Linked DNA regions of Homo sapiens: region 2 is linked to region 1. A link is a loop called in an ENCODE intact Hi-C map of the cell type or tissue named here. Cell type or tissue: Calu3. All regions are shown on one strand. Links, peaks and the distances in the headings refer to the core of each region. The heading gives the core; the rest is flanking DNA.

Region 1 (6,347 bases), core at 2,032-4,531:
AATGCATTGAATAACTAAACACAAGAATGCATTGTTGAACGTTTCACATCCGAGTTGCATATGGAAAATTCACTTGGACATTTCAAGTAGGTAGTTGTCTGTCTTAGAGCTGTCTGCATGTACTTTATTAGAAACTACAATGGACACTTCGTAGGTGCCAATTGAATGGAAATTGTTATAAAGTGCTGCTTTCTGAAATGCTCTTCTTTATAAGATTATTATTGGGGTTATTATTATTAGCCCCTGAAATCTTGACAAAGAGTTATTTGCAGGGCATATATTGCATTTTCTATTTTCCAGTCCTTCCTCCCTTCTGAGGTTTTCTTTGATCCCCCAGGTAGTGCCCTGCCTCTTCTAAATGACTGCAATGACTGCATAAAGAACATGGCTTCTATCTTTATTTGCTTGGTTTTTACTTACGTATTTTTTCCACCATGTAGCATTCAGCAGAAGAGAATACTTTTTTGTTTATAAATGTATTGTTTATAAGTATTTATTGTTTATAAATTTTGTTACTAAAAATTCTAATAATTTTATGATGGTAAATAATTGATACTTTAGACTCAATTTTTGAGATTTAAACTAGGAAAAGTAAATCCATGTTGGGGTTATTTTTCACATATCTTTTCCCTCATCAGAAAAAATACAAGCAAGTTCACACAATTTTAACCCATCTGCTTGGTCAGTAGACAGTACTTGAAGAAAGCTTCTGTCGCAGGTAGCGGCTATCTGGGGCCAGTGGTGTCAGTGGTAAGTAGGATTTACTAAGACAGTTATAGGTAAAGAAAGGCAGGTTTATTAGGAAAAGTATGAAAATACATTACAAGGGTGCAATGGGCCAATCAGCAAGAGAAGAGCTGACTGCACGGAGACAAAGGCTTGCTGGGGATTTTATAAAATGGTGCTTATGCTGTGTGCTGATGAGGGCTTTGTGCAGTACTGATAACGCCAAGGCTGCAGTGAGCAGACATACATATATATATTTTTTTATCAGCCTAAGGTATGGTGATAGCTGGGAGCAGGAAGACTGTGAGTTATTTGCATGGGAGGGCTATGTGTCCTGGACCATGGAGAAAGGCAGACTTGTAGCTTATCTGCTTTCTCTCTGCTTTTTCCTGCTCCCACCCACTTGATTCCTTTTTCCTAATTAGGACTCCACATTTCCTATGTGTCTTAAGTTAAAGAAAGCTGGGAAAGTAAAATTACTTTGCTCTTAAATGAATATAAATGTAATGGCCAACTTTTGACAACTGGATTTTCAGCTAAGAGTCTGAATGTGCTGAATATCTTAGCTTCTTCAGATCCACTCTCTTTTCTGTCCTGCTCTGTGTTCCAGGGGGCTGTAATCTAAAGGCTGGCCTCTTTGTCCCTGGCTTTCTTTTGTAATTGGCCAGTGGGGAACTCTGGCAGGGAACTGGAGGGTGAGAAGAGAGAGTTGTGGTATTTGTTGCCTCCATTTCCTCCCTGCCTGGGCACTGGCTGGTAGTGGCTGTGCTCCTCCACCAAATATCGGCTGCAGTAGAGTGGCCCTCTTCCACCAACCACAGACATCATCACATTTCAGCTCCACTCCTCACCTCTTCAGGCTTCAAGGTGGCCATGGATCATTGCTGCTGACTCTGAGAAGCTGCCCCATCTTGCCTGTGAGGATGGTGTGGTGTGTCAGAACCCACTCCAGCACGGAGGCTCTTATTCCTCCAGCTGTGAAGAAAGTTGCCCTCAGTGAAGAGCCACTTCGGCCCATGTTTCCAGGGTCAGCAAGCATCCAGTGACTGGCCTATCTGGGGATGAATACAAAGGCTTGGCCTTTTGTCTAAAAAGGAATAATTTTCAAGGGCCATGCCAGCTTCAGAGCTCCCTGTGGGATAGCCTCACATCTTTGTTGTGATTGCAACGAGGTTCAGCTTCTACTTCTGCTCAATTTTGTTTCCCCCACCTTCACAAGTGTTAATACCATGGGCACTCCCCAAGAGACTTTCTACAAGAAAATTTCATCTCAGACTCTCTTTCCCCCAAGACACTACCCACATCTTTAATACATCTTTTCACTAAAACCTCTTTAATCACCCTCTTTGAGTATGCTATTTGCTTCTTGATGAGACACTGACAGATATACTAATTGTTTTCAAATCAGGAACATCTTTGTTCCACGTAAACTTTCTTCCAGCAATTTTTTTGGAAGCAGTGGGAGAGAATTGTTACTCAGGGTTAATCTAGACCATCGAGGAAGAACTACCTAGTAAAGTAGAAGAGACAGAAACCTGAAGATAATGACCTGACCACCTTAAAATTTATACCATCATATATCATCATGATTCAACTATTTGGGCTACATAACAATAAATATAATTATAACAATAACAATAATAAATTCTACATGTTTACTTAAAAGTAAGCAAAATTTATGCTTTGTCTTAATGGTCTTGACCGAGTCAATGTTGAATACATTATAAGCACAGTCTCAAATAAGAAAACAAATCAGGAAAAAAATTATTAAATAATTGTGTGGGATTATTGGATTCACAAAATAATAAGTTGATTGATCTTGTTTACACTTGAATTGGTTATGATACCAATTCAGCAATTATTTTTGTCCTATATAATAGCCAGCTATGTTCCATTATCTCCTGGGAAAACAGAAGAATGAGATTCAACTGCACTAGCCAACTCTCCAGCCAATACAGGCAACGTTCTGTGATCTAGAAACATTGCTAAGAGTGTCCGCAAACTCTTTCCCTGGAAACCTCAGAAAACAGACAAATGTCTGTCTGTCTTGGATGGCATAATTGCAGTGCTGTGCTGCTTGCAATGGGTCTGCTCTCAGTGACCTCACAGTCCCCATAGCCAGGACATGGTAACTTCAGTATTTTGAAAGATTGAGAATCAGCATTCCTGTTTCTTAAGGGGGAAAAAAGGGGCCAATCAGAGACAAGGGTGGCTTGCTTAAACTGAGTCTAGTGTGGGAATGAGTTTCTGCCTTTCCCCAAATGGAATTGGTAGGATATTACGCTTCCTTTTTAGAAATCTAATAATCAGCATGTGAGCTTAGTGTCTTCACTCCTCATCTATGTCTGTTACCAGACAGTTCATCTTTTAAGGTAAATGAAGTTGTTTTTTTTTAATGAGGCATTAGAGTGACCTTAATCCTTCTAGACAGACATTCCCAGGATATTTTTAAGAGGTGGCCAGGGAAGGAGCGTGTGATTTTTGGCAGTCTGCTGACCTCAGCATGACCTGAATTAGAACGCCCCATGGAAATGCTGTGGCCTCCCTGGACCTGGAGTTCAGCTGATGACTCACCAGGGGCCAGGCAAGCATGAGTCATTCCACATTGCAAATGGCACTGAATGAATGCCAGTCTCTGTTTCCTCTCTAGCCTTGTTCTAGTCAGTCTACAGAAACAGAACAGCAACCATTTGCTGGTCCCACTTACGTCTCAAATGAATCCCAGCAAATGATGTGTCATTGAGGATAATACATGTTGCAGCTACATATATACCCTGAAAAATAACATTTAACTAAGCAAGAAGGAAAATATTTAGAATGGAATTCAAATATACTAATTTGATTCTCTGTGTCCCATTTCTGATTTGAACAGAGCCGCCGATTGTTACCTGGTATGCAATTTTAGATCCCTGCATTCCTGTTGTTCCTAACAACGGCTTGAAATTCCTTGCACCTTAAATGGTTTTCCTCCCTCCTTATCAGCAGTGAGAGTTGATAGTCTTCTACTCGTGTTCTGAAACCTTCTCTGCAAATTGATTAGAAATAAGACGTACCCAATTAACAAGATTATGTGCATTGAAAGAAAAGCTATCCTTTTGATGATTTATGGGAAATGAGTGTGTGTGTGTATGGGGAGTACAACGAAAACAAGAAGAAACTAATCTCCGCATGAGATTTTGGATGTGCAGAAATCCATGTTGGAACTTGCTTGAGCCAGCCAAGTAAGGAACAAAGAGAAAAATATCTTATTTAATAGCTATCTTCCTGGTTTTCTCCCTTGCTTTTAAAAAGGTATATTGTTATTTGAATTATAGGATAATACATGCTTATTGTAACAATTTCAGTCATGAGCAAGTAAAACTGGTCATTTCTTTTCCTCTGATGAATGTTCAGTTTGCTTTCGGTTTTCCCAATTACACACAGTGTTGCAATCAATATTCTTTCACATGTATCTCTGTGTATTGGTGCTTTTATTTCTCTTGGCTAGCATCAGAATTCAAAAGGTTGCATATTTCTGACAGACTAGGTTCTCAAAAGGTTGTGGAAATTTATAATCCCATCTACAGTATTTAAGAATCCCAAATTCCTAATCTCACCAACTTTGAAAGCTATTAACCTTTCAAAATTGTTGTCCATTTGAATGGAAAAATGCTATTTTGGGGGTATTTAATTTGCAACTTCATTTATACTTACCATATCTACTGCTTTTTTTTTTAATTTAAAAAAGGAATGTGAAACACTGAAACAAACTCAAATATTATGGATGTCACTTAAGAATAAAGGAATGGCTTTTTTCTATTCACAGATTAGATGTGCAGGAGAAAAACAGTAATATTAAACAAAGCAAAAGATAAGTAAAAACAGTATTTAGTTGGAGATAAATTAAGAAACTTCTTATTCATATCACAGTTGACATTGTTGTTAATTATTCTATGTGAATTGTGAACTTAATTTGGAAAATATGTACTGATATATTACATATTAAAAGCTTTGTTTTTGTTTTAAAATGTGCTGAATAAATTTTGTTAGTGAAATATATTAAGGTGAATACAGAAGAGCTTGTGCGTTCTTCCTTTTGTTTTAAAGTCATATTTCTTGGGTTCAGAGTGACACACAAAACAGAGGACTTCAGGTGCCTGAGGCAGTGGTTCTACATCTTGGCTACATGTTGGACTTGCCAGGAGTCACCTGGCAAGCTTTATTGGCTACTGATGCCTCCATCCCACACTCCAGAGCTTCGGATTTAATTAATCTGGGATGTAGCCTGATTAGGGGATTTTTAAAAGCTTCCAGGTGATTCTGATGTGCAGCCAAGGTTGAGATCCACTGATCTACAGGATATCTTTATTTCACCCTATTTCTTATCCTGCAAGAAATTAAGAAAATTGAACGAAGGAGATTTGCATTATTAATGAAGCATAATAAAATACAGCTTATGACAGAAAAAGCTACACAGCTTTTGCTACTTTCAGGGGACCAGTTTACCGATGCAAAAAACAAAAATCCTTCTCCCATAATGATGTCAACTCTCTTTCGCTCTCTCTTACACACACACAAACACTGTTTTCATTCTGATAGATCATAATGGCTTGTTTGTCTTGCCCTTGAGTTGCATAAGTTGATCTATGTACCCAGGGAAAAGGTACTGACTTTCTATCTAAAGAGATACTGGGAAAATGTCTCAGCTAAAGGAAAAAAAAAAAAAATAGCCACAGCAACACATCACTTTCTGCTATGGAACAATGTTACCCAGGCAGGCCAACCCTGATTTTCCTGCTTTCTGAAGTCCAGCCAACAGGGAAGTGCCCCACCTTCTTTTTGCCAGAAATCGTAGGGGCGATTTGATTCCAGTACGTGCTTTGAGCAGTGAAATGGGGTGCTGGTGTCCTCTAGAGCGGCAGCCTTCCAGTGTTTCATAAGCCATGAAAGTGCCTCCCCAAACTCAGAAACCTGTGTAGTTCCTGGGTCCTGGCCTATAGTTTTGTCTGTGTCCTCATTATCACAACACCAGCCCCTGTAAATCCCAGGGTGAGGAATGGGGCAAGAATAGGCGGTCGGCGACTGTGTGCCAATGGCAAGAAGTCAGAGGAAGGGAGGCTCCATCTACCTGTCAAGACCACTACCCCTGGGGCCTGTCACAGCTGACACCCATTCGTGTGTGTCTATTCAGTTAAAAGTAATAAATTTTATCTTGTTTAGGAGACAGGTGGTGGAGATTTTTACTTTTGTTTTTGGCAGTGAAGGCCTGTACTCTGGAGACTAGGGATTAGGTCATATACAAAATCTAGAACCAGATTGCTTTGTAGCCTTTCCCTTCTCTGTCCTTCTGAGGGCCATGCATCTGATAGGTAGGATCTTCTGGACTCCTAATCAGACAGCCTTCCCACCTCCTTGTCCCTGGTATCTCAGCCAAAGGCACACTTTAAAGATGGACCATTCCCTCTGGAGTCCTAAGGTGAAATAAATATAAACCAGGAACCTTACTCTGCAGACTGCCCTCTGTCTTTGCTAATTGGGATAATATTACTCACAGTCCCTTTGTCTTGCACTCTCTGGAGAGGTAGGAGGTGAAAGCACTGTTATGTCTATCACTACTGGGCAACAGAAAGTGAACCACTTTA
Region 2 (6,347 bases), core at 1,260-3,759, 260 kb before region 1:
TTTTTCTATGTTTGGCCACCAAAATGCTCCCATAAAGAGACCAGATTGTTTTGTATGGAAATGTATTATAAGACCAACATTTAAATGGAAAAAACCTGAATTAAGCAGCTATAATTCAGTTGGGAAATTCAAATGAACGCATAAAACACAACAGCTGAATTGAATTAGTCCCCTGATGGTCAATTCACTAGCCACAAAAAATATGAAATGAAAAATCACTTTTTCCAATAGTTTGAAACAAAACCTAAAACATTTTAAAGTCCCTAATCAGTAAGAAGAACTCTGATTTCCTTTACTTTCACGGAAGCCCCTGAAAGTAAGACTTTGAGAGAAATACTTACAAAAAAACTTTGCATCACCAGTCTTAAGGGTAGAGAGACTCACAACCCATCAGCTTGCTTTTAGGTAAATCCTTCCCCCCGACCCACCTTAAAGGTTTCAGATGGTAGACTTTAACACAACTTTGATGGAACTTTTTGATGATACAGAAGGCTTACAACATATGTTTCAAGTTTATGAAACCATTAACGATACAATTTTATTTGTTTCAATAGTACCACAAAAGAAGCAAAATACCCATTTGTGGAGACCTCTGTAATTTCTAAAGTATCTTTATCTCCCAACACACTGTATGATAGGTCAGGGAGGTATTATTTATTTTTTCTGTTAAGAAAATTAGAACTCAGAAGTTGAGGAGCTTGTCCTGAGTCACCCAAAGAAAATGGCAGAGCTGCGGTCACAATTAAATTTCCTGTGTCTCAAATCCATATTGATAGCCTATTGTACTCAAGTCTGTGAAATCCCTATTTTAATAGGTCCATGGGGACATTTGAGTCATTTCCCATAAAGATCAACCTTTACCTTTGGAATCGCTCTGGCCAACTTTTGTTTCATATGCATGTGTGGCTTATCACAATGTCTTGTGTTTCTATTGCTCCTTTCTCTGAGAAAATCCAGGCACATTCCAGACACTCAAGTCTAATCAGCTCTGACAGCAGAGAAGCAGGATTGGACTACGATGGGGGTCATTTGGCACTTGCCCAGTGACTGTGGTGTAACCCATTCATTCAGGTATTCCTGGAGTAAGAATGGCCTCAGTGACCCACCACCTCTGTATGCTAGGTACTTGGTTGGTGTTCCCTTCTCCTTAAAATCATACTCATGTAACCCCTGCTGCTTATCCCTTGCTGTTATTCCTTTTTTTTTGAGACGTGCCAAACTTCTCAAAAGAGTAGTGCATGCTTGCTATTGATAATTTCTCTTCTCTTATTCTCAATGTGTCATCCTGGTATTAGCTCTGACTTTCCCTCTAAATGATGCCCATATACTTTCTCAGGTTTCTTTCTCCTTAACCTAAATCTGGCTGCACTCTTGTTCTTGAAATTTTCTTCTCCATAACTGTCCTGATCTGGTTCTCTTCTTCTTCCTAGCTCTCCAGGTACCATTTTTTCTCTCTCGTTCTCTTTTTTTTTTGTTTCTTCTGGCTCCATTTTATTGTTTCCACTCCATAACAGTGTTCTTAACCCATAGTTCTTTAGGCTCTACTAACTTTTTCCTTTTAGCATATCGTTGCTTTTGTGGCTTCATCTCTGACATAAATTTTGAATGACTCCCAATCCACAGCTCAAACTATGTTCTCTTTTCTCAGCTTCAGCCTCAAATTTGCAGATGTCTACCCGACAGCTCCACTTTGATGCCCAGTTGCCACCTCAAACTTATGTCTAAATGGATTTCTCCTGGTCCCTCTCAGACTTCTTCATTTCTGTTGGTGGCATCATTCTTCCACTTACTCAAGGTCATTGTTTATAATTATTTTTTCATCCTTTTTCTTTTCCCAAATACAACACTGACTTTTCCCCTCTCGCATTACATTTCATCCTTCTATTCCTAATGCCATCATTATAGTCTGGACCATGCCTATTGCAATGAGTTAAGTGTCTTCGATTTCTACGGACTATAACACCACCCTACATGTTGTGCCACCCAAGTAGTTACCTTTTGTCCTCATTTGATATAATTTATGTCTACACTTTGGGCTGTGGCTTCTCTGCCATATTCTGTTCTATGCACTTCTTCCAACTTAAAGATGAGAGATTTATAGTATAACTCAAATAAAATCAAGCTTGTTCTCCCATGGAAACCATAGACTCCCATAAATTTTAATGGGATCTTAGCTCTCTGATGTTCTTTCCTATTTGGAGTAGAACATGTGGCAAGGAAAACAAAATCATTTCTTAGTCTTATCTTTCTGTAATGTGGTTTCTCTGGGCTGGTTCCTCTGAAAGAACTGGCTTCTACAGTGAGGTCTGATGAATGCTATGTCCTGGGCTGTGGTCACTTTGTATTTGACATGAATGTATGCACTTCTCAGCCTCCCAGGCACGGTTTACAACATTCTTTATTGTTTTTCCCATCTGGAGAGAGATAAGGTATAATACTTCTTATTGATTTTGGAAGCATTTCTATAATGCAAACAACACCTATCTGAGAAACCTTGTACTAATCACAGAAAAATGTGATCATGTGGGTCGAGGAGTGCAAGAATTTCCATAGCTGTAGGTCTGTGGGAGTATTTCCTTCTTATGATTCAGACCTTGGTTCAAAACAGTTCTCTCAATGGAAAAGGTACAGCACAAAAGCAGGATATTGGAATTATTTCTGCATTCATTCTGGTTGTACCTTAAAGTTGGAAAAACCCTTCCTTGCTCCATTTCCCTGTTGGTGAATTATGCCCTAGATTTCCTTGTTCACTGAGGAACTTACTGAAACTTCTAGCCCAATAGCCTTAAGGGGACTCTGAAGCGAGGGAGTTCACATGGCACCGCCAGGCACACTGATTGCTAGTGACAGAACCTAGACAGAACCCTCTATATCCTGCCTTTGGGTCTAGTGATCTCCTCATCGTGGAGTGGAGAGATTTTAGTGAAACACAGTGGACCCATCTTCAAATTTGAGAGGTCTAGGGAAAGAGTTCAAATGGAAGCCTATGTACCCTATGTCTAAATATTGAAATTTGTAAGTCAGGCTGAAAGATGTTAAATAAACTATAAACATATCTTAGTAATAAACTGGAAAGTCTGATTAAAATTGTGACTTCTCAAAATCTCTATGGAGTACTACAATGGTGTAGTGTGGGAGAATGCATCTCCGACCTGACCCATTCATTTCCCTTCTTGGAATCAACTCCAATCAATACCTGAATGGGCCTTGTGTGCCCACATTCCAGTTCTATCCACTCCTCCTCCAAACAGCTGCCTCTTGGGGTTAAGTGGCATACACCAGCTGTGCAGTTTATTCTTAAGAGGTCACATCTGGGAGGAAGCCCACATAAGACCTGGAAGCAGGCTTGGGATGTTTGGGCAAGAAACTCCAGAGTCTTCAGGACCCAGAGAGTGGTATCAAAGGGGGATGTGATTCACCTTGGCTGTGCAGGCTCCTTGACTGATATAAACTGGTCATAGGCACAGTTGGGTATCTAAGGCAGGACCCCTCTTACCTGGGTCTTAGGACAGCACTGAAATATATCAAAGGTACATTGAGAATACTGTTCCTTTGTAGCTTTGATACATTTGTAGAACACTATTGTTAGGTCTTTCCACTCTGACTTCCCATCATCTTTCAGGGCTGGCTCTCACCTGCTGTAGAAAACACACAAACCCCACTGATGAGCCTCCAATGTAGGTGGAACGAGTCCAACCAATCTATTTCCTCTATGTTACCGACCTGAAATGACTCCCTCCTGTATTTCCTTGTGTTAAATTTTGCCCTCATCTCACTGCTAGAAGTCCAGGTAGCCCCTAGTACAAATTCACCCTTTGGAAAAGCTGTGATTTAGTGCCAGGTCTAGGAGATGCTGTGTAGCAGGTGGATGGGGAGCCTTAGGCCTCCTTTCGATTCTCCCTCTTGACTCCCAAAAGTTTCTTCTTCTCAATTGTCAGATGCCTATTCTCTCATGTCTCATCTGCCACCTTTACCCCCCACCACCCTTATGCATTCTGTACTTTGAAAATACCTCATCTCCCCCAGTCTTTTTTGTGCCATTTTCTTAAGCCATCAAAAGTCTCTTCCCTTCAGAGAAGCTGTGTGAAGTGTATAAATTTTTTTTTGCTACATTAATCCATTAGAAAAACTTGTAAGGTAAGAAAGTTCATCTTGAAGCCACCAGGCTGTCTTTTCCCACCCTTGTGTTGTCCCCATTGTGCTGTTTCCATTTTCTCTTTTCTATCAAATCAAAACCAGCTCTCAGGAAAGAATACTCATAGGTAATTTGTGGTATCTTGGAAGTGGCATAAATGACTTGGTCTTCCAAAAGAAATGTTGCTGGTGGGGGCTGGGGGGAGCAAGTATTCTGGGTCACTTGAAAAGGCCGTAGAAGTCATAATATGTTGGGTGCCTGAATGCTCAGCCTCTGTATCTGCCATTCAAAGGGCCCTGCAAAGCAAGGCCTGTTATAATCCAGGTGTGTGTCTATATGCACCGAGGGTCACATTGTAGAAAAAAAGTGCAAAGACAACAATTTATTCCTAGTTTTTGCAAATCAGGATTGTCTTCTCCTTAGGGCAGGAAAATGAACTGGAGGAAGGAGAATAAACACAATGCTGAAGAGCCTGTTTATGGGGGTTCAAGCATTTCTGTTTCCTTCCTTGCTTTGCACCTCCTCACTCTCTTAACACTCAGATTTCTGGAATGGACCCAGGATGCAAATGTAGCTATAGGATTTGGATGCAATTCCTCTATGTTCTCTGCCATACCTCCTTTCAAAATGAGTCAAGAAGAGAGAAAACATAAAGATCATCTTCTCTTTTTAATATAAACAATCTGTGGCTGCAGGAAAAGGGGTTGAAACACGAGGGATAGATATTACTCAGGGTGACAGTCGGCCTTCTGCAGAATGACCTTTACTGACTGTTTATCCTGACTGTTGGAGAGGAAGGCCAGGAAATGCTTTCAAAACGTGGACACATCAGTAACCAGGATATATATATGTTCAGTGACTGTTCCTCTTCTACCAACTGAAATGATACGCAGTTTTATTTCTATTTTTACAAAATAATTGAAGCGAGTTCGTTGCTTTCTCCAGGGAAGTAACTGAGACATAATTTCAAGTATTAATACAACAGAAGTCTTAAAGGTATACGTGGCACATGATGCTTGAACTTTTACAAAATACTTTTCCTTAGAGGAAACTTTGGAGGCTGAATGATGTTATGGATAGAGTTCAAGTTTTGAAGTTAGATCTGTTTTAAATCTGTTTCCCTGTATGAAGAATGGTGTTGCTTATTCTCTTCGATCCCATTTCTTTCTGTATAAATGTAGTAACAACATTTAAATCTTTCTTGATTGCTACAAGGGTCAAATGAGAAAATCTATGTGAAGTGTCTGGCGGGGAGTTGATGCTCAATGAAATTTAGTTTCCTTCTATGGCCAGAGACTGCTTGTTGCCTAACCAATATCCATATCCCCTTTTCATTTAGTACAGACCCTGATTTCATTCTGATGGCTGTATGCTCAGTAATGAGGCCATATGTCCCAGCTTCCTTTGCTGCTAGAAGTGGTCATGTGATGTAGTTCTAATTAATAAAATGTATACAGTTGTTGGGTAAGGTTCTGGGAAAGTGCTGTAAAGGGGAGGACATCAGCTAATCCAGACTTTTTCTATTCCTTAACTCCTTCTCCCTATTTCTCCTGGAAAGCAGACATAATGGTTGGAGTTGCTGCAGCCATTTTGGATCATAAGGCAACTTTGAGGGTGCAGCCATGCGCTATTAATCAGAATTGTAGAGAAAGATAGGTATCTGGATCCCTAATGACACTGTAGAGCTATAGCTGCCTAGGACTGCCTACCTCTGGACATTTTAAAAATATGTGTGAGCTGAAGAAATTTTTATCTTGTTGAAACATCTCTCATTTCTAGCATCTGTTATTAAGCAATGGAATACAATTCCTAACTAATATGCCTTTCTCTTATACTTATTTGCTCTTATTTAATCCTCACGTTTATCCTGTGAGTTAGTTTAGTTTTCCCTATTTTATAAATAAAAAACCTGAAGTGAAGAGGGTTAAGTATTTTGCTCCACATCACTCAGCTATTCTGGGTTACCACTGATTTTTAACTTTATTATCATTGCTCTTTCTACCATAAAGGGTAATCTGTTGAGTTTTCCCAAGACCCTTTTACCCTAGGTCTTGCAGCCAGTGTGGCATGATGGTTAGGAGGCCAAACTCTGGAGCCAAACTACCCAAATTTGAATCCTGGTGCTACCAGTTACTGCTGAGAGATTTATGTGCAAATTGCTTGACCTCTTTGAGCCCCAATTTCCTCCTCTATAAAATCGAGATAGCAACAC

Evidence for each region. Hi-C counts contacts between places; a loop is a spot of excess contacts. Peaks named below come from ENCODE experiments on the same cell type or tissue, not always from the same donor. Only the 100,000 strongest peaks of a DNase experiment are listed, where the experiment ranks them.
Region 2: it touches region 1 in a loop (3-fold over the local background); 2 of 110 quality-filtered maps call a loop at or near these places.

What each region holds. Positions count from the first base shown.
Region 1 is chr5:57,689,968-57,696,314 of GRCh38, forward strand. No RefSeq gene overlaps it. Among named protein-coding and RNA genes, the nearest start is that of LNCBRM, 120 kb to the left of the region's middle. RefSeq lists enhancers at 2,656-3,855, 3,175-3,469. In Calu3, for the core only: no CTCF peak of the experiment used is centred there; a DNase peak (open chromatin) is centred at 3,304.
Region 2 is chr5:57,433,484-57,439,830 of GRCh38, forward strand. The region is part of intron 1 of RMEL3 (enriched in melanoma 3); the gene reads left to right. Among named protein-coding and RNA genes, the nearest start is that of RMEL3, 42 kb to the left of the region's middle. In Calu3, for the core only: no CTCF peak of the experiment used is centred there; DNase peaks (open chromatin) are centred at 2,518 and 2,798.